Linked DNA regions of Homo sapiens: region 2 is linked to region 1. A link is a loop called in an ENCODE intact Hi-C map of the cell type or tissue named here. Cell type or tissue: A673. All regions are shown on one strand.

Region 1 (5,000 bases):
AGCTGAAGAATTTGGTTTTATAGAAAAACATCAATTAGCATAAGAAAATTAGCAATTAAGCAATCATTATACAACATATATCAATATTACTAATGAGTGAACATCTACTCTAAAATTCTAGCTTGAACTCTTAAAACCAAATATATGCCAGGCGAAGTGGCTCACGCCTGTAATCCCAGCACTTTGGGAGGCCGAGGCTGGCAGATCACCTGGCGTCAGGAGTTCGAGACCAGCCTGGCCAACATGGTGAAACCCCGTCTCTACTAAAAATACAAAAATTAGCCAGGTGTGGTGGTGTGCGCCTATAGTCCCAGCTACTCGGGAGGCAGAGGCAGGAGAATCGCTTGAACCCAGGAGGCGGAGGTTGCAGTGAGCCGAGATCATGCCACTGCACTCCAGCCTGGGGGATAGAAGGAGACTCTGTCTCAAAAAAACAAAAACAAAAACAAATGTATATGAAGCATCACTACTTTACTGTGATTACCTATCCTTCATGACAGCTGTCCTTGGGTTCCACACCTCATATTCCTATTGTAATAAATTCTTTCCTGGGTCTCCTTAGCAATGGACCTTTGGCCCAATGTCATTTGCTACCTAAATTTAAATGTTTTTAAATCTATCTACTTTTTCAGTACATGAAATTCAACTTGATACTCTTGAACAAAAGAATGGTACAACCAATGAGAACGCATGGACACAGGGAGGGGAACATCACACACCAGGGCCTATTGTGGGGTGGGGGGCTGGGGGAGGGATAGCGTTAGGAGAAATACCTAATGTAAATGATGAGGTGATGGGTGCAACAAACCAACATGACACAGGTATACCTATGTAACAAACTTGCATGTTGTGCACATGTACTCTAGAACTTAAAGTATTTAAAAAAAAAAAAATGGTACAACCGTTATAGCTTTCTACTTCCACAGACTTTGTGGTCAGGTCTATGGGGATAATCCAATAAAAGGGGACATATTTAAGTTCCACTCTTAAAGTTGTATTCATAAAAAATGCAAGACCAGGCCCAGAAAAGTGTCCTAAAGCACAGAGATAATTTGTGCAAAGATGGTTATAAACCAGAATTTTTGCTGAGATTCTAAATGAAGATGACACACTCTAAATGCAAATGACATTAATATGGAAGCCAGTAAAGAGGTTCATGAAGTTGAATAAGAGATACAGCATTATTTCTGGAATACTGAAGACAGCGACCACAACAAGAGTTACTTACTGAAACAAATTTTAACGTTAAGGAATCTCTAAAAGCTGATACCTCCTAAAACTGGAATACAGTCTAAAAATACATATTTGTCATTTTTTTTTTACTGCTGTTCTCTACCCTTAATTTTGTGATGCTTTACTTGCCAACAATATGCTTTTCTAAACATAATTCCAAACAAACTACAAATCAGAGGTATGGATATATATGTAAAAACTGAAGAGTAAATACTGTAGAAGAACAAACACTTGTACCAATTATGTCTTTCTACTATTTCTGTTCTTAAAACTAATAAAATGTACCTTTCTTGTGCAGTGACTGGAAATACTACAAGAAAATGTTTGCAGAACTTGACTTTTCTGGAGGAATTTTTAAATGTAAACACACTTTAAAAATAACCATCATTTTAATTTAACATTAAATAGGGTAGGTAGTTGAGGCATAACGTGTCTTTTTCTGCCTTAAAAATGCCACAGAGCTCAATCAAAACTTCTGATCTGAGTGGAAGAATAAGCTATTTCCTATGTCCCAGAAACCTTACTGTCACTAGGGCAGGGAGAAAACTGCTCATTGTGAATTGTATTTAAGGGAGCCAAAAAAAAAAAAAATCCCCTGAGTCACAGGGCTTAAAGCCAAAAAAATGACCCCCACCAGCCAAAGTCACCATTCAGAAACCTATTATTACAGAAGAAATTCAACACGTAGAGAACAGCCCTAAGTTAAGGAAGATGCTAAGATCCAAGAATTTTAACCTACGCTGACATTTCATCCAAGGGAGAGTGCAAGAAAATCTGCCTTTACCTATAAACTTTGGCTTCCACAAAAAATATTGATTCTAACAGTTTTTGGAGTTAAATACACAAGAACATGTACCAGATTCCCTTTCTTCCTTCTCCTAGTTTTGTGGCTAGATATGGGAAAGGAAAAGAGAGAGAAAGAGGTTTTTTTCAAGAAATGTTGAGGTTAACAAAAACAGCCTAAGACCTGGCCTTTGTCCATGGACTAAATGACTAAAAGGAATCATGACGGGCAGGAATTTTCAAGGACCAACAATGTATGACAAAATAAACAGAAACACTTCTGGGGATAAGAAAAAACAGTATAAGGCCAGGCACAGTGGCTCACGCCTATAATCCCAGCACTTTGGGAGGTCGAGGTGGGCGGATCACCTGAGGTTGGGAGTTTGAGACCAGCCTGACCAACATGGAGAAACCCCATCTCTACTAAAAATAAAAAATTAGCTGGGCGTGATGGCGCACGCTTGTAATCCCAGCTACTCGGGAGGCTGAGGCAGGAGAATTGCTTGAACCCAAGAGGCGGAGGTTGCAGTGAGCCGAGATTGTGACATTGCACTCCAGCCTGGGCAACAAGAGCAAAACTCTGTCTCAAAAAAAAAAAAAGAAAAGAAAAAAGTTTAAAACTTCTGGATTTACAAGGTCAAGGAAAAATAAAAAGACATGGTCTACAACATCAACAATTGGAGAATTATAAAAGTAAAAAATCATCCCTTTCCTTGGCTTTTTATTTTTTCCCCCTTTGAGTGAGACTCCAGGCTGTCAACCACCGGTACCCCACAGCTAGCCATGGCAACAGCTGCATGGCTCTGCTGTAATAAACTGGAAAAATTTAATAGCTTTTATTGTTCTGCAGTGGTGTCTAAGCATATCCACTCTCCCCTCCTAGGACTCCCAGCCCCGCAAGGGCAGCAATGAGAGAAGATCTCATTTACCTAAAAGCACTTATAAATTTTTAATTTGCTTTAACAAGTAAATTAACAAGTCCCTCATTCAGGCAAGTTTTATGGCTTCTTGCCACTTGGGGAAGGCCGTAAAAGTTTTATAGATAATCCAGAGCTACTGAGACTGCTCATAATAAATTGTCTGTTTCCTGTTATTTTATCAAACCACTGGGCTTCTAATGACTTAAAGTCACAGTTCTCTTATATTCAGGCTTTTTATGAGGCCATATTTATAAACTCCAAAGAATACCTTAAATTATACTGGGCCCCTGCTAATCATTACGAAGATTTTTTTTTCTTTTAATGGGAGCTTACCTTTAGCTCACACCCAGCTAATAAATGCTGCAAATGTGTTTTGGAGACAGCATGCTGATTCTACGTATTATTTAAGATGCTGCCTTACCCAGAGTTTCCATTAGCAAATGCTTTCAAATATCTGCAACCTCATCTGTTCTGTACAGACTCACCAACAGTTCTTCCCATTTGAGTGCCATGCTTTCTAGACTGCCGCACTTTATCCTACAAGGGAGCAGCCTGATAATTGCATGAAGCATGCATGTCAAGAGGCTGAGCTTCCAGTATGTGGACTAGAGTGTGACCTTGGATTAACATTAAATTTAGCTCCTAGTTACCAGCAAGCCATTCAGACATGAATCACAATTAAAGACAAGTACCATTCAAATTATTCACCCATTTTTGACTACTGATTATCAGCTAGGAATGGGGTTGACAATGTATAGAATACAGAGAATAAGATATTATGCCATTTACTATTAAGAACTGTACAGATATACTCAGTGTTAGAAATAAGTGACAAAGTAGGGAGAATGAAATATGCTCTCCAAACAATCTCTGATAATGTGGAATTAGTGGAAGTGCTAAGTGGCCCAGTATGCTTTGTGATCACCTCTATATTTTATACATATGCATACACACATGCACATGCAGACATCAAGAGGGATGCATTTTTTTCAAATTAGTCTATCTAGGGAGAGAACCTTAAGAAAATGTCACCCACCAGTAAGAGCAGAATGATCTATATAGGGCCTTTAAACAAAATGATTCAAAAGGTGAAGAGATTACATCTCCGTTCATGCAAATACAACATGCACTGCAGGATGCACACTGAGTTCTTGATTCATTCATACTGATTTTTCCCCACAGAAAATACAACTTGCAGATTAGTAACACCCAGTGTAATCTCATATAAAGGTTCATCATTTAAATAATGACTGTTCTTATATCATATTCATGAGTATTTGAACCATAGCACCTTGTCCAAAGCTGAAATGCATGAACCTCTTGGCCAAGGTGTCATTGAAAATGCATTCGTACTAATTCTTTTCAATTTCAGCCCTTTAGGGAAGGCACAAATAACACCAGGTAGAAGAAGCAAAAAGAGAACGTAAGATAGCAAAGCTTGGTGTAAATGCTGCCCAATATCACTTTTCAAGGATCATGCATGCATGCTGACACTGGCTATCCCACTTCTAGAATAACTTAATTTCTACCTTAATTTTGGCATTATATTCTAATTCTCTTGGAACACTTGCTAGAGAAAAGATATGATGATTTCTATATCGTACTTGAACTCAGCATTATCCTCCTTCTGAATTTTCGGAGGTTTAAGACAACACAGTTGGCTTCAATAAATTTTATTCTCTCTGTAAATCTGATGTAATAATAATGAAAATTATACAAACTCAAATGAGTATAGTCCTTTACACAGTATTTTCTTTTTCTTTTTTTTTCTTTTTTTTTTTTTTTTTAAGATGGAGTTTCACTCTTGTTGCCCAGGCTGGAGTGCAATGGCGCGATCTCGGCTCACCACAAACTCCACTTCCCAGGTTCAAGCGATTCTCCTACCTCAGCCTCCCTAGTTAGCTGGGATTACAGGCGCCCGCCACCATGCCCAGCTAATTTTTTGTATTTTTAGTAGAGATGGGGTTTCACTATGTTGGCGAGGCTGGTCTCCAACTCCTGACCTTAGGCGCTCCACCCACCTCAGCCTCCCAAAGTGCTGGGATTACAGACGTGAGCCACTGC
Region 2 (5,000 bases), 250 kb after region 1:
TGATGAAACAGTTCTGTGCTTTTACTGCAGTGATGGTTACATAATGTACACATGTCAAAGAACGACATAGAGCTATACACATATATTGTACTAGGTGAAGGTCACCCTGGATCTCTCTATATTATTTTGGCAACCTCCTATAAATCTGCAATTATTTCCAAATTTAAAAGTAACAAAAAATAAAGTAATAGATTTTAAAAACCTATATAACTTGTTGAAGGTCACAAGATAAGTAGCCAACAGCTCTTGAATATTGGTTAGCTGGACCCCACGTCTTGTTGTTTTGTTTTGGACAATCTTGCTCTTTCACCCAGGCTGGGGTGCAGTCATATGATCATAGCTCACTGCAGCCTCAAACTCCTGAACTCAGGGGATGCTCTTGCCTCAGCTTCCCCAGTAGCTGGGACTACAGGCGCACGCCACCACAACTGGCTAATTTTTTTTATTTTTGTAGAATCAGGGTCTTGCAGTGTTGCCAAAGCTGGTCTTGAAACACCTGCTGTGGTTTAATTTCCACCAAAAGCACCAACTCTGATGTCTTGTCTTCTGAAGATTATTTAGTCAATAAAACCAAGGGTGTCGAAAAGGTGGTGGCGGGGGGCGGGGGGAGTCCACTTCAAATGTAAACATAAAAGTCAAATAAAGTAGGCTAACTCAATTGTGCAGACAATTGAATGTTGTGCTGGATGTATAGTTTATCTAAAGCTCCTTCCCTAGACAGTCTTAAGAAAAAAAGGAGAAAGCGGGAAATGGGACTTGTATTTCACAGAATCCTTTGACGTGGAAGACAAATGTAATCCAACAAATATTGCTTTAGAGATGCACGCAGAGCAGAGACCAATAATGACAGGGTTTACCTGGGGGCACTCTAATTCATATGGCTTTGGTTACAGGTGTTCCCCAGGAACCTGAGGTTGCTACTGTACCTGGGAGGGCATGGGCAGGAAGCCACTGTGTGTGTGCACACACACACAAACACACACGCACACACCCTTGTTTAGTCAAAACCCTTTAAAGAGAACAAACATTTAATTCCCTTGTAAAACAGATGAATGCTTTATAATTTACTAGCAGCTGCTGGCAGCAACGTGCTCTGCTCTCATATTCCTATTAAGCAAGCTGCGGCTGATTTATTAAAAGCCTGGATACATCAAAACAAATGACTGAGATATCATTATAGTACTATTTACAACCTCTTAATGGGGTTACAGATAGGGGCAATGCAGTACAGGCTGCAATCGTCTTTCCTTCTGTTAGAAGTAGCTCGTATTTTCAGGTAAAAACAAAATCCAATCATGTTAAGGAAGGAAGAAGGTCCCTATTCCTATGAGGGTATGAGGGCCACCTGTGGCTTACAGCAAACCACGGGATCTATGACAAGGCTCTGCCAGTCTCTAATGACTTACAGGACAAAGTACAGATGGCTGTTCTCTATCCCATGCCTCAGTTTCTCTCTCTGCAGAATCAGAACCTCCCACCAACAACTGTTACTCCAAAGTAAATCCAGTGCAAAGGAGGAATGACCTTAGAGGAAACTAAAGGAAGAAACTGGGAAGTGATAAAAGGAGGATCGCCTAGTACTTGGATGAGAATAGAGCAAGAGCAAGAGCAGAGCTGTTTTCAGAGGCGACAGATGAAGTGCCAGGTCAGGCCTCTGCAAGTTTAGAGCCCTCCAGCTTCCCTTTCTCTGTCCTCAACCTTCATCTGTGGCTCCCTCCTCGCTCTCACGTTCAAGTGTTCGGCTTTCTACTCTTGCCCACCTCACAAAGTATGATCTGAGCAAAGGCTTGATTCTTCTAGTCTTTTATTTTCTAGTATAAAAGTAAGCTTGTAGGTCCTCATTCCAGGGGCACCGGCCTTTTGAACAACAAATCAATCTGAAAAAGGAAAAAAATGTAGGTCAGGGAAGCAGGACATAATGAAGAAGGCCAGGTAGATTCCCAGAGATGTACTGGTGCTGAGGCTCAGAGATGAATCCTGTTTTAAAGGCTATGGCGGAGCAAAGTAGATGTTACACTCTGAACTCAGCACACTTAGAGCAAAATGCAAAGTTTTCCCCATGATCTACAAAGAATGACAGAATTTGCTGCGGGACAAGAATCTCAGGCCCACCATTTACCATATGACTTTGTGAACTCCTCAAAGGCAGAATGCTAGGTCTTTTTCCTCTCTCTATCCACACGCTCAGTGTAATACCTCAGGAACTGAGTCAATCAGGAATTAAAGGATGAATTAATGAATAAAGAAACTCTTATTCTACGGCTTTAGTACTCTGTAACTTTTGATCTCTACGTCGTATGTTCTATTAAGCCAGCTTGAAAGACAGGACAAGTAATAATATTTAAAGCAATTATGCATGTACTGGGGGGTAGGGGAGAGGGGAAAAATTAAGGAAAGTAAGACAAATTTATAAAATGCCTTAAGGTGCATTTCAAGGTTAAGAGCCTGGGCTGTGCTACTAGATTGCCTAGATTCTAGTCCTGCCTCAACCACCTGCTACTATATAACTTTGCTCAAATGACTTAGCTTGCTCCATATTGTTTTCTCATCTGTAAAATGGGAATTATTAACACCTAGATTAGAAAGCTGATGTGGGGGCCGGGTGTGGTGGCTCATGCCTGTAATCCCAGCACTTTGGAGGCCAAGGCAGGCGGATCACTTGAGGCCAGGAGTTTGAGACCAGCCTGGCCAACATGGTGAAACCCTGTCTCTACTAAAAACACAAAAATTAGCTGGACATGGTGGCACACACCTGTAATCCCAGCTACTCAGAAGGCTGAGGCATGAGAATTACTTGAACCCAAGAGGTGGAGATTGTAGTGAGCCAAGATTGTGCCACTGCACTCCAGCCTGGGCGACAGAGGGAGACTCTGTCTCCAGAAAAAGGGGAAGAAAGTTGCTGTGGGGATTAAATGAAACAATACCTGTAAAGCACTTAGTGTAACACCCGACACATAGGGAGTGCTCAAAAGATGTTGGTATTTATTATGAATATCGTATTATGGATTCTGGGCCCAATGCCAGGCATATATTAAAGAAAGGAGTGAAGTAAAGGAAGCACATGACAAGAGAAGTTCAGTGGCTCAAGTCTCTGCAAAGCCACCTTCCAAATATTGTTCTTAGAAATTCTGGATGACTGCAAACCCAACAAAAGCCACAAAGTAATAAGACTGCCAAAAAGGCTAATGTGGTCTTGGCTTGCATTAAGAGAGTCACAGAGTCCAGAATAATCATAGAGTGGTCAACTACGTTTTTTTCTGTACACTCTCAGACTACAACTGTCAGTGGTAAACTTTGTGAATATCAATATGCCTAGAAGCAAAATGCATGTAGAATATATTAACAAAAGGCACAGACCAAAAAAAAAAAATCCCAAATAAACTTGAAAGAAATCATAAAACTTGAGAGTGAGAAAAGAGGGAAGTGGTCATTTAGTCTGAATCCTCATCCTGTCATAAAGCAACAGGGGAGCAGTGAAGCTCCTCATCATGAACCTCTTAAAAGCAGGAACTGTGTATCATTATTGTTACCTCAAGTGGCTGCCCAGAACCAGAATGTCCACAGTCAGTGTCAGAACAGAATTGCAGCCCCAGGCACCTGCATCCCAGGAGTTGTGCTGACTACATCAGCACTGCCTTTGATTGGATTGGTGGAAAACAGAGAAGAGGAAAGAGTACAGAAGAAAGAATCTGGGATGTCCTGACAAACTCGTCTCACCTCCAGCTTGCTCTAGGGTCAGCAGAGGGCCACCCTATGCAGTGGTAGTTCACCAGCACAGCTTTAGAGAACTGGACCCTCCCTTCGTTCACAAACACTCCCCTCCCTGCTATGATTTCTGCAGGAATAGGCCAAAATTACCAACTTTCCTTTTCCTGATTTATTTCTGATTCATGTAATCGTAGTCACTTACAAACCAAGGATGCACTAAAGTCCAGGGAAGACATGCATTTTATGCACCTTTACTTCACACAAGAGCATCACTGTGGCAGACAATAACCATTGCCCTTCTTAGCTAATAAAAATAGAGCCCCAAGTTTCTGAGAGAGGCAATGAGACGAGCCTCAGGAAATCAAGCATGAGTGATCTACGCCAATCAAGGTCTTCTTGATTCTCTTTGCCAGTTTGAGGGCAGGGATAACGGAGTGGTAATGTGACCCAAGTCTGGTCAATGAGACATAAAGGCAAGTCTTCTGTAGGCTTTGAGGAAAAATCATCTTCTCTGATAAAAAGGAGGAAAAAGGTACCAGGAAGATTCTTTTGCTCCTGGCATCCCATCTTCTTGTTTTAGATGCCATGAAGAAATTATTCTGAAACAATGGCAGCCATCTTATAATCATGAGGTCAGAAGCCTGAAGGTGAATTCTAACACACTTTGAATAGCAGAGGGAAACGAAGGATGAACACAGCCTCTGAATAAACCCTGGGCCTCCTATTCCCATCTTCTTGCCACCATACTTTGTTAGATGGGTTTTCCATTACTCATAATTGAAAGCATCTTATTTATGTCCATCTCCACAATCCTATTATGTCCATTTCACAGGACCAGAAAAATGAATTTTTAGAAATTTAAATAATTTTATAGGACTGAGAGAGGCCATACTGTGCACTGAACACACTGTTAGGTAGTATGTAACACAATTCGGGGTCAAATGGAAGGGGAGTAGAGGGATTAAGATTCCTAAATGCCAGGGCTAAGATCTACCGATAAAACTAAAGGAATTCAAACATTCTACCGTGCTCTAAGAAACAACAGATCTAGAGAGCTGAGGTCCCAGGGGTGCAGCTTGTGTTCTTGAAAAACCCTGAGTGTTTCACTTAGTCAAATATTATGCTTCTGCTTTTTAAATATTTCCATTTAAATGTAGATTTTGACCTTCTCTCCAATGAAATATTAATATGAGTATAAAATATATATTACTCATATCTGAAAGAGGGTCTCTTTCCAGTGTCTGTCATGTTTCCTCTCTGGTGTCTTGGAATGACTTCTGAAAACCATGACA

What was found. Hi-C counts contacts between places; a loop is a spot of excess contacts. Peaks named below come from ENCODE experiments on the same cell type or tissue, not always from the same donor. Only the 100,000 strongest peaks of a DNase experiment are listed, where the experiment ranks them.
Region 2: a loop joins it to region 1, with 2.1 times the contacts of the local background. A loop is called at or near these places in 1 of 110 quality-filtered maps.

The regions. Positions count from the first base shown.
Region 1 is chr7:70,096,323-70,101,322 of GRCh38, reverse strand. All of the region lies in intron 2 of AUTS2 (activator of transcription and developmental regulator AUTS2), which reads right to left. Among named protein-coding and RNA genes, the nearest start is that of AUTS2, 500 kb to the right of the region's middle. In A673, no CTCF peak of the experiment used is centred here; a DNase peak (open chromatin) is centred at 2,972; H3K27me3 peaks cover 3,135 bases.
Region 2 is chr7:69,844,469-69,849,468 of GRCh38, reverse strand. All of the region lies in intron 1 of AUTS2 (activator of transcription and developmental regulator AUTS2), which reads right to left. Among named protein-coding and RNA genes, the nearest start is that of AUTS2, 250 kb to the right of the region's middle. In A673, no CTCF peak of the experiment used is centred here; a DNase peak (open chromatin) is centred at 3,018.